Regions from separate parts of the Homo sapiens genome. Here region 1 is linked to region 2. Evidence: chromatin loops called from intact Hi-C (ENCODE). Cell type or tissue: psoas muscle. All regions are shown on one strand. Each heading gives the region's core, and the rest is flanking DNA. Links, peaks and the distances in the headings are about the cores only.

Region 1 (11,696 bases), core at 2,309-10,308, 230 kb after region 2:
TGAAAGTCAGAATCTCAAAAGCTTCAGTTTTTGAATGCTAAAGCTTATTTGCATATCAATATTGCCTCAGGACAATACGCAGAATTAGAAAATTAAGGAACTACATTAGAAGAGAGAGAAAGAAATAGGACAAATGCGTGGAAGTATAGAGCTCCCCTCTGTCATCTAGTAAAAGTCATAAATAAAAAGCCACACTCAACTCCATGGCTGGTGAATTTTGATAATACTGTTACCAAAATTTTATTTACAAACTCAGTAACAAACAAATTTTTTTCATTAAAAAATACACATCTGTACAGCATTACTCCCTCTAGTGGATCTAAAAAAATAACCATATTGATAAGAATTTCATCCATCTTTTGGGGAACAATAGTAAAAGAAATTTTCATAATAATCATCATGCTGATCAGTGTTTATTTTAATGGTTAATCTGAATTAATTTTTCTTTTCTGTGTAGTATACTTTTTCTTTCCATACACTCTCCTGTAAAAAAAGGTACTTAACATTTACCAGAATAATTAATTACTCATAAATTAGAAAATGACAGACATTTCAAACATTACTTACAAGGATAAAAATTCAAAAACTATTGAAGGTAGTATTATACTCAACATAAATCGTAAATATTCAATGAGTTTCGCAGTCACTTTAAAGTAATGTGCAACTGAGAGGGTCATTGTAATAGTCTATTCACCCACGAACTGTTTAAAATTGGGTTAGTGATCATTTTTAACCCATTTATGCTGGAGGTTGCAATTTTTTGAATTTTTGCATAAGTGAAAAATCAGACCTTGGCGCTGACCTTGAGCAGTAGGATATAAATAACTCCCACAGGCTTGGTGTTCCAATAGTGGAACACTAGGCATAAAATAATAAGTAATCATTCAAGTTTCATGTCTACTTATTTTATAAAGTAAATTTTCGAATATAATGCAAGTATTCATTAGATCCTCAAATCTCATTTGTTGCTTAGAGGGTTTTTGTGAACATTTTTTCATGCCATCACTGTGTCTTATATTTGGGAGCAGAGAGGTAACATATAAATAAAAAGATGACACGTGTGTGTTGGCTTAACTTTTGAGTTTGTCACAACTCAGTCACAGATGTTGCTACTAGGGAACAGACACCTAAAAAGGGGTAAAAAAAAAAATAATGATGTTCAGTTGAGCTGATCTCTGTAGCCTAATCCAAGTGAAATTTTAATAATTAGACAGCAATCCCTGCTATTAGATGATCTGGGACTGGTTTTACTATCGCAAATAACTGAATGGAGTTTCACGTATCTTTTTAGAATGAAGAATTTGAAATGACAACACCACCTTAGAGGTGTGGGGCTCTTGCAGAAGTGAATTTAGGTAAAAGACTGATGACAAGGTTTCGTTTTGTCTGAGAAGTAACATTTAACGGCAGGCAAAGAGATACATTTCCCACCAAAATCGAATGCCACTACCATCTGCAACCCCACAGAGGCTCAGCTACCTAAAATGGAAATGAAAATATAATGTATGGAAATATTCTCTTAGAAAAACTCCTTAAGGCTTCACATGTATTAATGTATTAGTTTGCAAACATTAAGATCAAAGCCAAAGCAACAAATACATCCTAAAAAGTTTTTCGTCAGATTTTTATTAACGATATACAAGTAGCAGGGCATAAAAAATTAATAGGCCCAAGCGTTGAAATGTCAAACCCAATGATCTCTTCCATGCTCACCTCTTTTGCTTTTTTGTTTCAGTCTTGCTGGCACCGGGTCTTCTTGCCTTGAGCAACTCTACACGGTTAAGAAAAGGAGAAAGAAAGGTTAACAGATGGTTTAAGAGCCCCTCATCTGTTGCAGTAAGTTAAAAAATAGCAAAGGAAGGAGAATAGGATCCAAGGTGTCAAAAACGCAAGGCCTAAATTCATAGACGTGTAATTTCAAGCCTTTGGGCTTACCCAATAAACCGTTAAATATTCAGTTTTAAATAAAATCTACTGTAGGTTTCTTTAAAAAAAAAAACCAATTTGCTTATAATATTGCTAACTCAAGTTTAAAATACAGTTTCTCTTCCTTTTTAAGTCTTTAAAATGCTGTACATTGTCCTTCTACCCTCATTAGCCTCTCTATATAATTCCATGCACCCAAATCTTTTATTTCCAAGAAGCCTAACTAATCTGATGGAGCAGCCACCACAAAGCAGAGATAGAAATGTGGTACTCACTCCTGTAGTCCCAGCACTTTGGGAGGCCGAGGTGGGCGGATCACTTGAGCCCAGGAGTTCGAGACCAGCCTGGCCAACATGGTGAAACCCCATCTCTACTAAAAATACAAAAAAAATTAGCCAGGCATGGTGGCACATGCCTGTAATCTGAGCTACTCGGGGGGCTGAGGCAGGAGAATGGCTTGAACCCGGGAGGCGGAGGTTGCAGTGAGCCATGATCGTACCACTACACTCCAGCCTGGGCGACAGAGCGAGACTCCGTCTCCAAAAAAAAAAAAAGAAAAAAGAAAAAAGAAATGTGCCTAACACACACTTCTCACATATCCCATGGTGCCAAACTTTTAGACCCCAAATCACTTCGACAATGAAATCAAACCTGAATTGCTAACAGTTATTTGCACAACATCTGTCTCAGATATAAGCCAGCAACACAAGGCCGGACATCCTCCTTCCATGCTGTTTAGCATGTGCTGATATAGGAAAGGCCTAAAGAACTATGTGAATGCTGGGTGTGGTGGCTCAGCCTATAATCCCAGCACTTTGGGAGGCCAAGGCAGCTGGATCACTTGAGGTCTGGAGTTCGAGACCAGCCTGGGCAACATGGTGAAACCCCCATCTCTACTAAAAATATAAAAATTAGCCAGGCATGATGGTGCATGCCTATAGTCCCAGCTACTCAGGAGGCTGAGGCAGAAGAATCACTTGAATCCGGGAGGCAGAGATCACACCACTGCACTCCAGCCTGGGTGACAGAGCAAGACTCCATCTCAAAATAAATAAATAAATTTTGACTTGAAATTCCAAAAGAAAAATTTTGCCTGTTTCTAATCTATATTGATTAGCAATATATTGTAAACAGAACAAATGAAGAATGACCATACTAAAGCTGAAACACTCTGCTTAAAGAGAGAACAATGGCAGACACCATCATCAGAGGGACCTGGAAGAGGACACTGACCCCAGCAGGGAGTTGTGATGGAAGAGGAGACAGCTTCACTGTGTACAGAAGAATAAGCTTCCTACTACTGGACTGGGGGTGGCTCCCATCCCCGGGACCAGTGTCTGTCTCCAGTCCTGAGCGAGTCAAGGTAGAGACACTGAGTATGCCTAGGATTGGATGGTCTGAATAATTCCAGCTGTTTCTGGGCTATAGGAAAGATCTCTGGTTGTCCTGTACCTGGCCCTGGGGTGACTTAGTACATGGGGAATATTGGCTTGGTGTGTGAGAATTTGATAAAGGAGATGGTTGTGGGTTGGGCTCTGGATTGGTTGGTTTGTATGTTAAAGGCATGCTTGCAGGGGAGTCCTTGGCTATCTCTAGGAATTATCTCTAGTGCTGGAAGGGGCAGTCTCTCCAGGATCAAGGCCCGCAAATGCTTGAGCATGAAGAATCTAGAAAATGAGAAAACAGAGTCAATACAGAGTAGAAATGGTAAGTCTATCTAACTCTTGAGAAATTTTGCCATAAAGGGGAGCAGGGAAACGTGGTTATAGACGGGGCAGACATGATACAAGAAGTGCTTTTTTTTTTTTGAGATGGAGTCTCACCCTGTCATCCAGGCTGGAGTGCAGTGGCATGATCTCAGCTCACTGCCACCTCTACCTCCCAGGTTCAAGCAATTCTCCTGCCTTGGCCTCCCGAGTAGCTGGAATTACAGGCATGCACCACCACTCCCCACTAATGTTTGTATTTTTAATAGAGACAAGGTTTCTCCATGTTGGCCAGGCTGATCTCAAACTCCTGATCTTAAGTGATCCGCCCACCTCGTCCTCTCAAAGTGCTGGGATTATAGGTGTGAACCACTGCCCCTGCCAAGAAGTGCTTTTAATAAGAGAGAGAGTATAACATGCTTTTATGCTGCTGGGAAGCAAGGAGTTGAGAGAAAAAGCAATGAGTGGGAGAATGAAGAGATGAGCCACTGAGCGGGAGGAGAGATGGGGCGCAGTGTGTGAGTAGGGGCTGCTTACAGCCCCAGGAGAGCCAGGGTGGGAACAGAGGCGGGGAGGCTGGTGTTTTTGATTTCATGGCTGGATGATGAGACAGTTCTCATTTTACTGCTTCTTGTTTCTCAGTGAAACAGACAAGGTCATCTACTGAAACATGAGGAAGGGAAAGGGTGTTGATGATTGAAGGAGAAGGCATGAAACACCAGTTTTGGAGAGTGGCAGAGTGAGCCAACTGGAGAGATGGATTTGTGTTGCTGAGCCGTGCTACAGGCCCACTTGTGGTTTGTGGTCCTTAAGTTAAAGTTGGGCTAAGTTAGGATGGTATTGGTTGAGGGAGTTCTGAGTATTTATTCTAAGAAGAGGGTATAGCTCCGAGTATTCTAAAAAGAGAGTGTAACTATCTACACACATATAGATAGTTGTATTTCTGGCTACCTAAAGAGGACCGGAATGATTTAGCTCAAATGAGAAAAGAAATTGTCTCCGTGAAGTGAAGTTATGGGTAGTCTTTCTTAACCTCTTTCCATGTTTCAGAATTTTCATAAGATGTTCCAAACAGTATGTATTTCAATATATAAACAGATGAAAACAATAAAGCTATTTCAGAAATCGGGGAAAAAAATTAAAAACCCAACAAAATGAGGTTTTGCTGGGAAAGAAAGCAGCTAACCTAATTTCCTGTAGAAAAACTGCTATCCTAAATGTGAATGCTTTCTTGACTATTAATTTGGATATAATTATAACCCTCTACAACAGGAGAAAGACTAATGAATCACAGGGGAAAAAATGAAGGAAAAGCACAATACTGCAAAAACATACCAAAGACAAAACTGCAAAGCTACTGAAAACATAAAAGGATGTCTTAACAGGATACTCATGTCCTCTTGGGAGACTTCCAGGTGAAATGATTGAAGATGATTTTCCAGCCGTTCCTGGAAGGTGGGGTAAAGAAAGAGGAAAAATTTCCTGGCACGTCAGTCTATGAAATAATATAATGCAATATGAGGGGAATCTTGGACGGGCTGATACGAAGTCAGAAACCCATGCAAGGGTTGCAATCTGTTTCCTGTTTCTCTGCAGTCCTACTCTGTTCTGTGATGGCTGGGACAGATGGGGCCCCACAGCCCCTTCCTTGTCACATGGCAGACTGAGCAAAGGGGACTGATTTGGGAGGGAATGGGGCGCCTCCAGCTTTCTGGGCACTGCAGGCCAGCGGGTTATGGAAGGTCCCGCTTGCCCTGGGCAGCCATGCCAGCTGGTGGCTGGTGCTTTGGAAAGGTCCTCACTGTCAGCCACAGTTGCTTAATCTAAAAACCCAATCTTCTGAAAGTGTCAGTGCTGTTGGAGCTCAACGTCTGTAAGCTTGGCCAAATATGTCAAGAAGGACCGACCTGTGGGCTTAGGGGGAAAAAAGCAAATGAATGCCAAGTTTACACAGATAGGCCACATTTTAGTTTACTTTTACTAAATCTTAGCCTTTCATTTTGTTGGAAGACATGGAGAAGGCACACGATGGAAAGACCCTTCACCTCCTCCCACTTTAAATTTTAGGGATGATAAATTACCGTGAAATTAATTTAGTTTTGCTATTACACTTTTACCGTGAGTCCCGAGCCAAGGACATTTTTATGTTAAAGTCTTTGTAGATGTCATGTTTTTGTATGCCTGAAATACCTCTGTGTATAATATTGATATTGGAAAAAAATCTATTAATATTTTGTAAAATGATATGTCTGGTATGGCATTTGACTTCTTCTGGGGGAAAAGAACATAATTGTGCAAAATGTTAGAAATTCTACTATCGAGACTGCACAAGTATGACAGATACACTAATTCCAGTAAGTATAGGTAGAGATCTTCATGAATGGGGAACTACATTTGAAAAGATCATTTCTGATATAATTGGAAATCGGGGGGATTCTTAAGACTCTCCAAAAAAACCCACTTTTCCTGAGTACTTTGCTTTTTAGGCAGAAAAAGAATTAACTCCTAAAGCCATCCCACTGGCACAAAGAGAGTCAGGGGTTCTCTCTGGAATTTTGTTATAATAGGGCTCAGCACATTCTAGCGTGATTGTTAGTTTCAGACACTTGCCACCTGTGTGCAGTTGGTGAAAGTAAGAGGAATGCTACTTTGCCTGACCTCGTTTAAGAACAAGAACAAACATTCTTTTAGAGTTTAAAACTCAGGACTCATGCTTTAATCTTTCAAACTCCCATCTTCCCAGGGCGCCCTCAGCTTTCATCAGTGCTTTTCTCATAGTCATGCCTCTTATAGTTTTATAATTTTTTAAAAGGCAATACTAGATGAGTTTAAGGCGCTGGTATCCATTTTCCATTAAATAAAGTGTCAAAACTTCTGATACTATACTGTAGAGTCACCACCATGCCAACAGTTTTAATTTCAAACACATTTTCCCCATTCTGATGATATTAGAACTTCACCCATGGCACTACTACCTTATAACTTTTATTTTTAATTAAAGAAGTTAAATTGGCAACAGAAAACACTTTGCTTTCACATTAGCTTTGTTAATAAAAAGTGAACGTTTAAAGCAGTGTACCTGTGGATGAAATCAAGTTCCAAGCTCCAGTTTCCCCTTTATCTCATGAAGGCATCAAGCTAAAGGTCTATGCTTATGACAATCTTAAAACAAAAGGAACAAGGAAAGATGAAAATATTTAAAACCCAACTATTTTCAGCTGATGGCAAGTCAAAAAACTACACGAGATATTTTAATACAGCAAAGATTCCATCCTTCTAGATGCTTTGCAAAATGATATTAGATAACTAATCATGAGAGGCAGCGAAAACCTCAAAGCAAGTGAAATAAAAATAATTATAATTAAAGACTGGGTGTAGCAGCTCACGTCTGTATTCCCAGCATTTTGGGAGGCTGAGGCAGGCACATTACTTCAGGTCAGGAGTTTGAGACCAGCCTGGCCAATATGGTAAAACCCTGTCTCTACTAAAAATACAAAAATTATCCAGATGTGGTGGCAGGCGCCTGCAGTCCCAGCTACTCAGGAGGTTGAGGCACCAAAATCGCTTGAACCCGGGAGGCAGAGGTTGTAGTGAGCCGAGACCGTGCCACTACACTTCAGTCTGTGTGACAGAGCAAGACTCTGTCTCAAAATAATAATAATAATAATTATTATTATTATTAAAGGGAAACATGGTAGATATTGATACATAAGAAGGAAAACCTACAATTATCATATAATTAAAGAAGTAACATTGAGGCAATATAGAACAATATACAGAGGTAAAGCGTTTCCACTATCATAGTAGAAACAAATTAAAATACTTTTGATTTGGTTAACATAAAGGGAGGAAAACAATCTGGATGTCTTTTTTACCAGTTTATTATTATTAAAGCATGAATACTTGGGGTTTATGTAAACTGGTAAAGAAGATATTCAGATTCTCTCTATATATGTCTAAAGATATATATATGTATAATATATTACATATATTCATTATATATTATCTTACATTTCTATCACTTACATATTATGTAAATATTCATTCATTCTAAAATTGGAAAAATGCTCTATTTCTAATCAGGCTGGAAAAACAAAATACCAGATTTCAAATTATTCCTCTAAACTTCTTCCACTTTTAAAAATAGATACCCTTGTTTATTAAAAAAAACAAACAAAAAGCCTTAAAGCTTGAAGTGATACTAAAAACTCAACCATCATAATAACCAAGAAAAATAGTCAAAATTATCTTAAGACACAATTTTATTAGACTTCGTGAAGGAAAACTGGAGGAGTGACCATGTGGTCACCTCCCCTCTCTCTCTCCCTCTTAAAACCATGCTAAAATTGTAAGGAACTCTAAACAAACGTGTAATTTCATGAAGATGAAGAGAACTGAAAAGAAATACATACACATGTAGATAGATGTGTCAAGTGTGGGCCGGATGTGGTGGTTCATGCCTGTAATCCCAGTGCTTTCGAGGCCAAGGACCTCTTGAGTCCCAGCGTTTAAGACCAGCCTGGGCAACTAACAAGACCCCATCTCTTTAGAAATTAGTTGGGTGGGGTGGCATGTGCCTGTAGTCCCAGCTACTCAGGAGGCTGAGGCTGGAGGATGGAAACATGGTAGAAGTAGATGCAGAAGGAAAATCTACAATTAGGCTGAACTACAATTAGGGTGAGCCTCCCAGGCTTGAGCCCAGGAGTTGGAGACTGCAATGAACTATGATCACACCACTGTACTCTAGCCTGGGTGACAGAGGAAGATCCTATCTTTAAAAAAAAAAAAAAAAGAGAGAGAGAGAGAAAGAAAAAAAAGTGGATGAAGGAGTTCCAGTTCTACTGCTGAGATGGAGAAAGAACACTCTAGCCTATCTCTCCCACTGAACGGAGCTATAAAACATACACAGCATGCATGGATTAGTTCTTTGAGGATTCCAAAGGGAACATGATAAATTAAAGAAAAATAACATAATTTGAAGTATCACCAAACCTTTTTTTTTTCCCCTCCAGTATCCCCCAGCCTGGATGAGACACAGCTGGAGCCTGGAATGGACATGGAGCAGACAGAGAGCTTCAGGACACACCCGCTCATTCTGGCTTGAGGAGCAGGAAAGGCATCTGCCAACACTCCGAGTTAAGTAGAAATATTACCCACACCCCATCATCAAATTTTTGTCATTCATTCCCTCACACCTCAGCCCAGAGCTACCCACAGGTGCCTAAAATTCTGAGGGAGAGGAAATTTCCTCTCTAATCAGGGGATGTCCCCCAACAGGAAGGGACAAATCTTGTGTCTACTTGCTCTTCCTTCCTTCTCTCCTTCTGTCTTCCCCTCTGTCTCTCTTTCTCTCTCCTCTCCCAACTCTTGGCCATGGGAAGTGCATGGCAGAGCATGATAAATAAAGCCTCCGCTTTCTGACCTGAGAACTGAAAATGGAGCACCCAGAGAACATAAAAGTACCTGAGAGATGGTGAAGAAATACGAGTTGGAGAAGACCACCCCATAAAGTCATTTATGAACTCCTGGGCAAGCTTCCGAGCTGCACATGCATGGATCTAATCCCAAACCACTCACCATAGACGTCGTGAACTGAACAACAGAATAAAGCATAGCCCAGATCCCAGACTGACCATTGGTGGAGCACATCTGGGACAGATCTGATAGCACTGCAAAGACTTTGAAAATCCAATTCACATTGACCTACAACCTTTACATCTGGTTAGAACATGCAGCCTGAATCCAACTAGGTAGGTAGAGGTTTGATATTTAAAAATAACTATAACGTAAAGGGCGGGGGCAAGGAAAGTAATAGTAGGACCTATGTGGTGGTTAGTTTTCTTCTACATTGCTTCTGGCATAGTAAAATATTGATTCTAAATAGACAGAAAAGTTAAGCATGTTTATTGTTATCCCTGGAGCAATGAAACCATACTAAGAAATAGATATCAAAAACAAAATAGATACATTAAAATGGAATATTTAAAACCTTTAGATATTACACCAATATTTGTAGCAATTTTATTTTTAATAGCCAAAAACTGGAATCAGCCTAGATGTTCTTAAATAGGTGAATGGATATCTTAGTCCATTTTGTACTACTATTACGGAAGACTTGAGATCAGGTAATTTATAACAAACAGAAATGTTTCTCACAATTCTGGAGACTGAGAAGTCCAAGATCAAGGGGCCAGCATCTGGCGATCTGGTGAAGGCCTTTTTGCTGCATCATCTCATGGCCGAAGGGCAAAGAGAGAGAGAGAAAGAGAGGAAGAGGGAGCAAAACTTGTACTTTTATGAGAAACCCACTCCCTCGATAAAAGCATTAATGCATTCATGAGGGTGGTGTCCCCATGACTGAAACATCTTTCATTAGGCCTCACCTCCCAACAACACCACATTGGAGATCGAGTTTCCAACATGTGAACTTTGGGGGACACGTTTAAACCAGTTCAAGGGGTAAGCAATCTGTGGTCCATATATACCATAAAATATTACCCAGCAATAAAAAGAAACAAACTACTGATACACACAACTTAAATGAATCTTGAGAAATTATGCTGAGTGCAAAAAGCCTATCCCAAAAGATTACAAAATATATTATTTCACTTATATAACATTTTTGTTTGTTTCGTTTTTCATTTATTTATTTCTTTACTTATTTTAGAGACAGGGTTTCACTCTGTCACCCAGGCTAAAGTGCAGTGGCATGATCATAGCTCACTGCAACCTTGTACTCCTGGGCTCAAGTGATCCTCCAGCCTCAGCCTCCCAAGTAGTTGAGACTAGAGGTGCACACCATCATGCCTAGTAGAGACATGGTCTCTCTATGTTGCCCAGGCTGGTCTTGAACTCCTGGCCTCAAGGGATGCTCTTGCCTTGGCCTCCTAAAATGCTGAGATTACAGGTGTAAGCTACCATACCTGGCCAACATTTTTGAAATGAGAAAATTTTAGGAAAGGAATGAAAGATTAATGGTTGCCAGCAGTTCAGAATGGGGAAGCCAGAAGAAGGTTGGTATGGTTTTAAAAAGAAAACACAAGAGCTTCTCAGGTTCTTTGTAGTATTGGAACTGTTCAGAATCTTGAGAGGGTGATGGGAACACAAACATATACAGGTGATTAAATTGTATAGAACTGAATGCACACAAATAAACACAAGTAAAACTGGGAAAATCTGAATAAGATTAGTGGATTGTACCAATGTTGAATTCCTGGCTGTGATGTTATATTATAGTTTTCCAAACTGTTATCACTGAGGAAAACTGAGAAAACTGTACAAGAGATGTCTTTGAATTATTTGTTACATCTTCATGTGAAACTATAATTTAATAAAATGTTCAAATAAAAAATTTACAAATGTTTCAAAAGCCCAAAAGAAAGCAGGAATAGGTAAACAGAGGAAATAAAAACAGAGGGAATGAACCGAAAAAAAATTAAATGGTGGGCCAGTTAACATATATTTATAATTGATTAAATGTAAACAGTTTAGATACACCAATTAAAAGACAGATATCGCAGAATAGATAAGAGTGGTCTAACTATATGCTGTTTACAAGAAACTTACTTTAAATATAATAGCATAGGTAAAAGTAAAAGGATGGAAAACAATATACCATGGTAATACTACAAAAGAAAGCTCAAGTAACTATATCAAAATTAGACAAAGTAGATATTAGGCCAAAAAGTTGGTCCAAAAAACAGAAAGGCATTACTTTTTTTTTTTTTTTTTTGAAACAATTTCTCTGTGTCACCTAGGCTGGAGTGCAGTGGTCCAATCTTGGCTCACTGCAACACCTGCCCAGAAAGACATTACTTAATGATTAAAGGATCAATTTACCAAGAAAATATAGCGATCCAAAATATGTATGGAACTAACAATAGAGCTTCAAAATACATGAAGCAAAAACCGAACTATTGGAAATTTAAAATATAATGATTAAAATAAAAAATTCAATCTGTCCCAAAATCTGGAAGTTCAAATCAAAGAAGTTTGATATACTTACAGAAAAATGAAGGAAGGGAGGAAAGAAATTAAAAGAAAGAAAATAGGAGAGAAATTTTA
Region 2 (11,696 bases), core at 2,372-10,371:
GGCCCGGTACCGCGCCAATGCCTCTCGGGAGGCCCTGCGGACCGGCTCTGGGGTGCGTTTTCCCGAGTTCGTCCAGTACCTGCTGGACGTGCACCGGCCCGTGGGGATGGACATTCACTGGGACCATGTCAGCCGGCTCTGCAGCCCCTGCCTCATCGACTACGATTTCGTAGGCAAGTTCGAGAGCATGGAGGACGATGCCAACTTCTTCCTGAGCCTCATCCGCGCGCCGCGGAACCTGACCTTCCCCCGGTTCAAGGACCGGCACTCGCAGGAGGCGCGGACCACAGCGAGGATCGCCCACCAGTACTTCGCCCAACTCTCGGCCCTGCAAAGGCAGCGCACCTACGACTTCTACTACATGGATTACCTGATGTTCAACTATTCCAAGCCCTTTGCAGATCTGTACTGAGGGGCGCCGCAGCTGGCCGGGGCCGCCCTGCCCCGGTCACTCACCTGTGCTCCCGGGCATCCTCCTGTCCCTGGCTCCTCATCCTGGGAGCAACAGGGCTCTGAGGACGTGAGGAGCCATCGCTGTGGGAGGCAGCAGGCCCCGGGTGGGGGGCAGAGGCGCCCAGCCTTGGATGGGGACCCCAGCCCCTGGCCTGTACCTGTTTCCTCATTCCTTGGCTGAGGGAGAGGCTGAGAACTGGGCAGACACCCCTGGAGCTCAGCCGACAGTTTTGATGAGCAGGGAAGTCTGAGGCCCAGAGGACGGGGGGCCCAGCGGTAAGGGATGTCCCGCACTCCCTTAGCCATTGCCTTGGACCAAACCACGTGGTTTGCAGCTTTTCTACGAGCCAGGGGGGAGGTTCCCTTGGATTAAGGTTCCAAATAAAGCACATGGTTTCCAGAGCAGCGGTGTGTACTCTGTGGTGGCGTGGGAGCACGTGGACCCTGGGCTGGGCTTTCTGGGGCTCTTTCTGCCTTCCCGGGGCAGCTTGAGCCAGGTGCTGCAGGCCCCACTGCAGAGAAGTCCAGTTCAGGAGCAGCTTCCTGGGAGAAGAGCACAGAGGACCCAGCGGCTCTCAGCCAGGACCTGCAGGCGTCTGAGGCTAGGTCCCAGTCAACTGGGGTGCTTCCGTCTCAGTCCTGGCACATTAATCCTGAAAGGAAAAGATAGGCCTGTTCCTATGGGGGCCTCCTGGGGTGTCTTCTTATCAGTGCACCTTGCAGGGGCCTCTGGGGACTGCCAGAGCAGTAGCCAGCTCTCCAGGCAAGCTGCCAATCAGGGCTGAGGCCGGAGCCAGGGGGCACGGGGCATGCATCTCGGTGGGTGTGGTACTCCCAGCAGGAAGCAAGGCTGTCCCTGGCTTTCTGCACCTCTGAGCCAAGCAGGACTCTGGCCTGAGGCTGTCATCTGCAGACACTCACCCTGATCCCTGGCCCCACTCACCCTGATCCCTGGCCCCACTCACCTGACAAAACCACCTCAGGGCTGTCAGGATGCACATGCTCTGGAGGAGGAGAGGAGAAGCCATAGAGGAAACTTCTCCAAAAGCATACATGTTCACACCAGAGAGGGCTCCAGAAGTGTCAGCAGTCAATGTGGTTCTGGGAAGGTCTGGGAGGAGGTGTTTGTTGGAGTGTTGAGTGTGGGCATGAGTGTGGCTGCATTTGGGTTTTGTTTGTGATGGGAAGGGCTGCCTGACTCTGGAGTCTCTGCCCTCTGTCAGCCTGTCTGCAGGAGCCTCTGCATGCCCTCCTGGGTCATTCTGTGGGTTGCTCTGTGGGCCCTCCCAGGAGGCTGCCCTCTGTCTGTCCCTATTTGCTAGGGGAGATGCTGCTGATTCTCCACGTGGAGGTGCCACTGGATCCCTGGGTGGACCCCCAGGTGGAGGCCCTGCTGATTCCCAGGTGGAGAAACTGCCGGATCCCCAGGTGGAGGAACTGCTGGATCCCCAGATAGAGGAACTGCTGGATCTCCAGGTAGAGGAACTGCTGGATCCCCAGATGGAGGAAATGCTGGATCCCCAAGTGGAGGAATTGCTGATCCCCAGGTGGAGGAGCTGCTGGATCCTCAGTTGGAGGCGCTCCTGTATTACTAGTTGGAGGTGCTTCTGGAATCTCCCCAGGCTCACACCAGCCTGAGCTGCTCCATCTCCTTTTCTGCCTCCATCTTGGACCCTGGAACATTGCAAAGGGGAACAAGGCACTGAGCCTTCCTCCTGCCCCTTTGGGGTAACATCCATCCAGGAGATCTGAGAAGCAGGGAGACCTCCCTCGGGTTCCAGCTGGAAGCGGCTTGGACCATCCAACAGAAGTGACCCAGAGGGGCAGGGAAGAGGCTGTGGTCAGGGCCTGGGGAACTCTTGGGACCCGTGGAAGCTGAGACAGCAGATGCTGAGGGGCCCAGAAAGCCAGAGTAGCTGCCCTGCACCTTGGCCAGGACCAGGGTCCATGTGAGAGGAGACAGGGAAGTGCCTGGCTGAGGACAACCTAAAAAGAGGTGCCCTGGGTCCCGGTGCTCAAACGTGAGACCACGTTCATGTGCAGGAAAGTGTCCCTGGTCATGGGTGCATTTGGTGAAGCCAGAGGCAGTGCCCCTATGGCATCTGCTCAGCAGGGAACACCTGAACTCTCCGCTGACACAGCATCTGGGAGCAGCTTGGAGACAGTGAGGATGACACAGCCCCTCCCCTGGGTGAGCGTGTGTGTGCGTCTGCATGTGTGTGTCGGGGGAGAAGGCACATGCACTTGTATCATCTCTCAGAGAAACGCCGGCTCAAGCTGGACAGACGTGGACACACAACGCATCCATCAGTGGGGGGCTTTTGTTGCAGGTGGTGATGACAGAAGACAGGTGCAGGCAGTGACCATGATCACCACTTGACAGCCCTGAGAGTGACCTCCAACTGAAGGCCAGAGGCCCAGCCTGGAGACCAACCCAGCTCCAACCCCCAACCCCAGCCCCAAACCTCACAGGGCTCAGGAAGAGCCGACTCAGTGCAGTGGTAGGGAAGTATGTGTGTGTGCACGTGTGCATGTGTCTGTGTGTGTGTCTGGGTGTCTGTGTGGGTGTCTGGCCTGTGCTGTGGGGTGGGTGGATGTGAGCGCGTATATGTCTATGTGTGTGTCTGGCCTATACTCTCCACATGTGTGTTTGTGAGTGTGTGTGTTTGGCCTGTACTGTGGGTGGGTGTGAGCATATGGATCATGTGGGTGGGTGTGTTTGTGTGGATGTCTGGCCTGTGCTGTGGGATAAACGGGTGTGAGCATGTGGGTGTGTGTGTCTGGCCTGTGATGTGGGGTGGGTGGGTATGAGCGTGTGTGTGTGTGTCTGTGTCTATGTCTGTGTGTGTGTGTGTGTTTCTGCCCTGTGCTGTAGGGTGGGTGGGTGTGAACGTGTGTGTGTGTCTCTGGCCTGTGCTGTGGGGTGGGTGTGAGCATGTGTGTGTTTGTGTCTGTGTGTGTCTCTGTGTGTATGTCTGGCCTGTGCTGTGGGGTGGGTGGGTGTAAGTGTATGTCTGTATGTGTGTTTCTGTGTGTGTCTGGCCTGTACAGTGTGAGTGTATGTTTGGCCTGTATCATGTGGATGGGAGTGAGCATACAGGTAATGTGGGTCTGTGTGTCTGCGTGGGTGTGTGTCTGTGTGGGTGTCTGGCCTGTGCTGTGGGCTAAATGGGTAATGAGTATGTGGGTGTGTGTGGGGGGAGGGAGGTATCTGGCCTGTGCTGTGGGGTGGGTGTGAGCGTGTGTGTGTGTGTGTGTTTCTAGCCTGTGCTATGGGGTCAGTGGGAGCGTGTGTGTCTGTGTGTGTGTGTTCCTGGAGTGAGGGGTGTGCATTGTGTGTGAGCCCGCGTCCATGCCGGGTGTGGGCTGTGTGCAGTCTGAGTCCTGCCCGTCTCCAGGACCATCTCGTGCACCTGCTCCTCGTCTCTCCCTGCCCATTCGCTGGCCATTTTGTGGATGTCACCTGGAAGGGGCCAACTGATCAGAGACCCTAGAAAGGGCCACTGGCAGCTCCCAGGGGCAAAGGAGGCCCATTGAGTTGGGAGAAGAACAGCCCAAGCCCCAGGGCCCTCCCCAGCTTGGTCCCCCTGTGGGCCCCTCCGGGCGGCCCCAGGGAAGTCCCTGCCAGGCCTCTGCCCTTGAGTGGCTGAGACCTCCTGGATGGGAGCCCCACTCTCTGAGTGGTGACGAGAACAGACGTCCCAAAGCCTAGGGTCCCTCCTGGGGCTTGGGAGCCCCAAAGGCCTTGAGTATCCTGGGGAGATAGGATTCAAGGTCCACACAGATGGTCAGGTGGGAAACTCGGGCAGTTCTGGCTCCCCCCAGCTCCCCCTCCTCCCTGCTGTCTCGACAGGGTTTGGTGGCCCATACAGGGCCTGTCCAAGGGGCCCAGGACAAAGTCAGGCAGGCAGTGGACAGGGGGTCCCCCATCATCTCCCCCTACTCTCAGGCAGGGTTTGCCAATTTCATCCTCAGGGCTGAGCCCCTTGGTGGGGGACAGGAGCCTGTGGAGCCCATGGTTCTGAGGCCTGGAGGCGGCCTCACCTCACTGCCCCTATCTCTTCTTGGCCCCTTCCTCTTCAGGGAGCACTCGTGGTGAACCCAGCGAACATCCTGCTGGCGTCCCTCACTCCTCCACTGCTCTACAAGCCCAGGGGACCCAGAGCTGGGCACAAGAGGCTGTGTTGAACCACGGGATCCAGAAATGGGCAAAGGTGAAAGTTGGGGGTGGGGTAGTCTGGGCTCAAGTAACACTGCCCCTACCTCCGGGGACTCCCAGCTGATGGGTACCATGACTCCTGAATGAGGAATAGGCAGGCGCCCCGGGGAGCAGGGTGTGGGGAGAGGACTGTATGTTAGCCCCACTGCCCTGCCCGGGCCGGGGAGGGGGTGTGGGAGCCCTGAGCTGGGTTCTTCACACTGCCCTGGCCTGGCTGCTTGTTGGCCCTTCTCACTGCCCAGGGCACGCTTTGCACAAGAGGCTCTGTTGGGAGATGGCAGCAGAGGGGGACCCGGGGTCTGGGCCAGGCCGGGGCTACTAGGGGACTATCCTCCTGCCTCTCCTTCACCCTGGGCCGGCCTCAGGAAAGGAGGAGCAGGGGAGCAGCTGGAGGTGCCAAGAGCTCTGGAAGCTAGGGAAGGGGGCAGGGGGCAGGGGCAGAGGGCAGAGAGAGCAACTTCCTGTCACGGGCCTGGGCGACCCTTCCGCGCCACCTGGGTATGCCAGCCTGAGTCAAGTGGACAGTGAGTGCTGAGCGTGGAGAAGTGCAGGTGCGTGCGCGAGGTGTTTAAAGAGGAGACCAAGGGACTGGGACCCTGAGTGTGTCGGGGGTGCAGGTGTCGGGGGTCACTCGTGCTGGGTGCTGCGCTGTGGCCTCGTGTGCGTTGCCCAGTGCCCCTCTCCCAGCGGTGCTGTCCACTCATGCCTCGCTCTACTGTATAGGTGAGAAGACTGAGGCACAGAAAGGCGTGGCCAGAGCTGTGCAGCGCAGGAGTTGGAGCTGGGATTGCGCCCAAGCGGCCGGCAGGGGCTCCCTCGCGTTCGTACCCACAGGCGCAGAGCCGTTCTCCGCCGCCAGGTGGGGCTAAGTCCCCGCTCCCGAGCAGCGGCTTGGGGATCCCCGGCGGGGCCGCCAGGTGGCAGCAGCGCTCTGGCCGCGCGGCTCCAGCTCCCGGGCGCCCCGCGTCCCCAGCCTCCCCACCGCGCAGTCGGCTCCTCTGTCACCTCGCCCTCCCAACCATGGGGTCACGGGGCTCCCGCCCCTCCACTGTCTGCGGGCGGCCTCCAGAGGTTACTCTCAAACCCACCAGCTCCAGGGGACCCGCCTGTGCTAACACTAAGCCCCCAAACACCCGCAGCGCCCCTAAAGCAGTGACATCCACAACCTCCCCGGGGGCTTGTCCTGCACGCTCCATCAGGGTGATGTCAGGCCTTCTCCAACCTCAACCACAACACGAACGCACACGCGCAAACACAAATGCATGCACACACACAGGCACAGACGCACAGACACACACAACCACACACACAGACACACAGACACCCATCCTCACAAACACACACCCAGACAGATATGCAGACACACGCATGCACACAGACCCAGATGCACGCGGACACACAGACACACACGTAAACACACAGAAACATGCACGGCTCAGGACGGGGCTTCTTGCTGCATTGAAATAAATGGGAAGAACCGGAAGGTCCCTCACTGTCTCAGCCAAGTGCATGCACTTCCCACGCTGAGCCCTGTCCTCCACTTCCCCTCCTGCACTGGCCAGAGGTCACCCCCGACACACACACACACACACACACACACACACACACACACACCAGATCCCAGTCCCTTAGCCTACTCCTTAAGCACCTCCCGCGCGCACCTGCGCCCTCTCTGCACACACAGCAGGCTTTCCCATCAGCAGAAAACAAGCTGTCAATGCCCCACCTTTAAAAACGGGGAAGCCGTAGCCAGATGGCCCCTGCAGCGCCTGCCCATTTCTCTCCTCTCCTTCCTGGCAGAACCCACCCCTCAGCCCCCATGGCTTCACCTCCTTTTCCACTCTGGACCCCACCCTGGCCTGCCTTCCAATCTTGCCACCCGCAGAGTCCGCTGACAAGGCACCTTCCACTGCCGCACGCTGGCAATCCCAGGCACTCTTCTGCCTACACACTCCCTGGGCGAGCTCCCCATCACCCCTGTGCTAGACTCCCGGATTTGCCCCTGCAGCCCTGATCGGTAGACCCCCATGGCCAGCCGCCTCACCCCCAGCTGTCGGCACGTCCAGCGGGTGTCTCCACTTGAACGTCTCACCTGAGCCGCACACCTTTCACACCTCAAGCCCCTCCTCTCCCGGCTTCCCGGCTCAGCCTTCCCTACAAGCCCTGGATCGTCCCTTTCGCCCTGCCTCCCAAGGGCATACTGAATCCATGTCCATTCTCCCTCTCCAGGGCTGTCATTTAACCCAAGCCATTATCACACTAGCATCTCCTGCCTTGGCACCTAAAGTAATAAGTAACTATGGAATTTACCGGTTTACCAGGTACTGCTCTAAGTATTTCATATTTTTTGTACCCTGCCCCTCGCGATCCCGGCTGACTGCAAACTCCGCCTCCTAGGTTCAAGAAATTTTCCTGCCTCAGCCCCCCGAGTAGCTGGGATCACAGGGGCCTGCCACCACACCGGGCTAATTTTTGTATTTTTAATAGAGACGGAGTTTCACCATGTTGGACAGGCTGGTCTCAAACTCCCGACCTCAAGTGATTCACTCGCCTCGGCCTCCCAGAGTGCTGGGATTACAGGCTTAAGCCACCTCGCCTGGCTAGCGTTTCACATATAAGAGCTTATCTAATCCTCACTACAACCCTGGAAGACCGTTATCATCCTCCCCATTTTTTGCAGATGAAGACATTGAGACACAGAGAGGTTAAGTAATCTGCCCAAGGCCACACAGCTATAATGGGGATCTTCCAGAATTCAGAGCCTGATGGTTTGGCCCTGGCTCTGTGTGCCCATGAGTGCACAGTTCTTACTGGCTCTCTGGTGTTCCAATGGGGTAGGAGGTTTTGCGACAGCAGAGAAGGAATTGAATGGTCACTAGGGCAAGGGAAAGACAAGCTCTCTGGAGAAAGAGAGGGAGTGTCTCAGGCATTGCTTTGCACCCATTTGCAGTTTATGATGGATGTGCAGGGCACCAGCATGCCTTCCTGCTGCAGCATAAGCAAGGTCACAGCGGGGCTCCTCCTAGACCTGTGTGACAGAGGAGTGAAGGACACAGAGAATAGTCACCCAATCAGGACAAGGCTGGATGAGGAAGGGCATCAAGACAGGAAGGGCTGATAGGCAGAGAGAAGGCGCTGGGGTCTGCGGAGGAAGTGAGGCGGGAGTTGGGGACCTGTGACCTTGGAGATGGTGTGGTTTCCTGTGGTGACAGGCAAACTGTGGCCAGGGGTGGCAGTGGCCAGGATCACGATGATGACTTTCACCTCTGCCCACCATGATAATCTCCTGGATGGAGATGACCTCGGTTCCAGGGCTTGTGAACAAGTCACGCCCCACAGAGGGACCCTCTTCAGCCTCCTCTGGGGTCTGGTGACACGGTGGTCCTGTACCTGTGCCTCTGGCTCCATCAGTTCACACTTGCTACCTGCCTGCTTACCTGCCTGCTGTCACCTGTTCCAGCCTGTATCCACCTGCCTGTGACTACCTGAGTTTGCCTGTGACCACCCACACCCATCTGTCTCTCTCTGCCTTGGTGGGTGGTGGTTTTGGGGCTACAGGTCAGCCCCCTCCTCCGCGTGCAGGGCCTGAGAGCAGGGGCGTGGGAGACGGAGTCTGCCAATCTGGCCGCACCAGCTGGAGATGAGCCCAGGACTGCTGACGCCTCCAGCCTGCCTCTGGGGAGACCATGCTGTGTGGATGACAGTCCCCTAAGACCCGGAAGCGAGCCACGTCTGGGAGGATGAGATGGGGTCGGCAAATCTGGGCCGGGAGGGAAGGCTGCATTCTTGCTCTCCAAACCGATGTGCTGAATTTTACTTTTCCTTTTAGTTATTTCTTCTTCTTAAATCCTGTTTCTCTCCCTGAGGCAGCTAATCTATTATTTAACATCGGATTGTGGGATTGAAACTCCAAGGCAAATTGAAAATTATTTGTGTTTGAGGTTTCAGGCGTGAAGCTGAGGCAACCATTTCTGAGAGATCCTGAGAACCCGGGCAAAGGTAGCGAACCCACAGCACTGTTCCTGGAAGGGGCTGAGAGGACTGGGGTGCAGGAAGCGTTCCACAGACCTGGCAGGCTGGGGGGCCCCGCTATGCTCCAGCCTTGCCCACCCAAAGCCCGCAGCTCGGGGGTCATTAATCTCCATGTGGCATTTCACTTGGGAAATGCTGTCAACACCTCCCACTGGCCAAAGTCCTCAAGAGGCTGGGCAGGTGCCATCAGTCACCCTGGGCCTGTGCCCACCCTGGGGGAAATGCCTCGGTCATGAGAGGATTAATGACACGAGGAGAAGGGCTCGTCATCATTTTTCAAGGTTCGGCTCTCTGTAGATCTGCAGGCAGGATTGCTGGCCTAACAGTCAGTGGAGAGTGACCCAAGGCTCTGGAGAGTGACCAAGGAACACGGCTGAGGGTGGGGGGCCCTGGCCTGGACCCCCGCTGAGTGCCCGAAGACTGATGGAGCATGCGACCTCCTAGCGCTGGCTCTCAGGACATGAATCGGGACCAGAAGGAGGAGTGGGCTTGAGCCCAGGGGAGTGTGAACAAACACTGTGTGAGCCCCACATAGACATCTGCGGATCACGGAATGGGGGAACTGGGAGACGCCAGGTCAGGGAGATCCTTGGATTTTGGATAAGGGATAAGGAGATTGGATTTTGTGTTGGAAACAGCGGAACCATTGAAGGAGGGGTGTACTACGGTCAAGTTCCATGCCCAGAAGGATCCAGAATGAGGCTGAGGGGCTGTCTTCATCCATCTTAGTCTGTCTGGGCTGCTACATCAAAAATCCCATAGACTGGGTGACTCAGACAACAAACAATTTCTCACAGTTCTGGAGGCTGAGATCAAGGCGCCAGCAGATGCAGTGTCTGGGGAGGGCCGGTTTCCTGGTTCATAGGGGGCCCTCTTCCTGCTGTGAACTCATGGCAGAAGGGGTGAGGAGCTCCCCAGGGCCTCGTTTATCAGGGTGCTAATCCCATTCACGAGGGCTCCACCCTTAGGACCTAATCACCACCAAAAGGCCCCACCTCCTCACACCATCACTTTGGGGTTGAGGATTTCAACATAGGACACAATATTGTCAGGGGACATTCGGCGCATAGAAGAGGCTATCAGCACATCTCCATCCAACACTTAGAGCGGTCACACGTGTCAGGCCTTGTGCTAGACCTGGGTGATGGCACCCTTATGCCCCCAGCTCAGAACAGAGCTGAGCATCGAGGATCTGGGACCACAGAGAAGTGGGAGGAGTCTCCCACAAGGTCCTCTGCCACCCAGATTTATAAAGGAAAGAGGTTTAATCGACTCACAGTTCCACATGGCTGGGGATGCTTCAGGAAACTTACGATCATGGCAGAAAGGGAAGCAAACACGTCTTTCTTCACATGGCAGCAGGAGAGAGAAGTGCCGAGCAAAGGAGGAAAAGCGTCTTATAAAACCATCAGATCTTGTGGAACTCACTCACTATTACAAGAACAGCACGGGGGTAACCGCCCCCACGATTCAATTACCTCCCAGTGGATCCCTCCCATGACACGTGGGGCTTATGGGAACTACAATTCAAGATAAGATTTGGGTGGAGACACAGCCAAACCATATCACCGTGGGATCTCAATGAAACTGCAGCCATAGCTGCCCATCATGAACTGGGTCCTGTCAGAACCACCAAGTCAAAAGGCCAAGTGGACTCAGCACCTCCTATCAAAAGATAGAAGTTGGCCAGATGCAGTGGTCACACCTGTAATCCCAGCACTTTGGGAGGCAGAGGCAAGAGGATCGCTTAAGGCCAAGAGTTTGAGACCAGCCTGAGCAACATAGAGAGACCACGTTTCTACAAACAAAAAGTAAAAAATCATCCAGGTTTGGTGATGCACACCTGCAGTCCCAGCTACTCAGGAGGCTGAGGCAGGAGAATTGCTTGAGCCCAGGAGTTGGAGGCTGCAATGAGCTGTGATTGCACCACTGCGCTCTAGCCTGGGTGACAGAGTAAGACCTTGTCTCTAACTAGTAATAATAAGATAGAAGTGGCACACCCAGGATCAAGTGCAAGCAGGGTGGGAGGACACAAGCGAGCTGTGTGAGCAGGGAGCCTGGGCACCTTGGGATCCCCACTGCTGCACTGAGACCTCTTCCTCAGTTTACCTCTGAGGCCATATGGTGAGGGGCATGATCAGCTAATGAAAGAGGAAAAGGCTAGAGCTTTTTTCACAGATGTGTTGGCTTGTGTAGAAGCAGGTAAAAAGTGGATGGTGGCCAGGCATGGTGGCACATACCTGTAATCCCAGCTACTCCACAGGCTGAGGTACAAGAATCACTTGAACCCGGGAGGTGGAGGTTGCAGTGAGCCAAGATCGTGCCACTGCACTCCAGCTTGGGCAACAGAGTGAGACTCCATCTCAAAAAAAAAAAAAAAAAAAAAAAAAGTGGATGGTGACCAGGGTACAGTGGTCACATCTGTAATCCCAGCACTTCAGGAGGCCAAGGCAGGAGGATTGCTTGAGGCTAGGAGTTAGACAGGCCTGGGCAACACAGCAAGACCCCCATATCTTTTTTTTTTTTTAAATAAAAATTCAAAATAAAAGCTGATGGTGTCTGCACTGCAGCAGTGGATGGTGTGTGCACCACAGCTCCACCCAGGAGTGGCCTGGAAAGATGGTGGTAAAGTGAAATACTCCCAGTGGGTAGAGCTTTAGACACCGGTCATCCACTTTGGTGAAAAGGGAAATGGCCTGAGTTCAGAATATACATGGACTCATGGGCAGTGGCCGATGGCTTGGCCAGATAGTCAGGAGCCTAGAAGGAGAAAGATTAGAAGTTAGGAGACAAGGGGAAGTCATGTGGATGGGACTTGGCACAAAGTGTGACGATGTCTCTCACATTAGCACTCATTGGAAGAGGCACCAAGCAACCAAGTGGGCAGAACTACTTGGGTATGCAACATCAGCCAGCTTCTGTCATTGGCTTCTTCACGGCTGGTACAAAAAGCACACACAAGGAGGACGTGGTGACAGGGATGGAGGTTATG

What was found. Peaks named below come from ENCODE experiments on the same cell type or tissue, not always from the same donor. Only the 100,000 strongest peaks of a DNase experiment are listed, where the experiment ranks them.
Region 1: it touches region 2 in a loop (2.2-fold over the local background); 93 of 110 quality-filtered maps call a loop at or near these places.

What each region holds. Positions count from the first base shown.
Region 1 is chr19:33,998,628-34,010,323 of GRCh38, forward strand. It overlaps LOC105372371 (a long non-coding RNA gene), which reads right to left and starts at 6,794. Exons shown (of 3, transcript XR_935921.3): 1 at 6,712-6,794; 2 at 4,968-5,080; 3 at 1,611-1,771. RefSeq lists an enhancer at 4,881-5,382. In psoas muscle, for the core only: no CTCF peak of the experiment used is centred there; no DNase peak of the experiment used is centred there; H3K27me3 peaks cover 886 bases.
Region 2 is chr19:33,772,652-33,784,347 of GRCh38, forward strand. CHST8 (carbohydrate sulfotransferase 8) reads left to right here. Exons shown (of 5, transcript NM_001127895.2): 5 at 1-855. The coding sequence ends at 412. Among named protein-coding and RNA genes, the nearest start is that of KCTD15, 18 kb to the right of the region's middle. RefSeq lists a silencer at 5,576-5,735. In psoas muscle, for the core only: a CTCF peak has its summit at 5,558 (motif pointing right); DNase peaks (open chromatin) are centred at 5,042 and 5,530; H3K4me3 peaks cover 350 bases; H3K27me3 peaks cover 4,323 bases.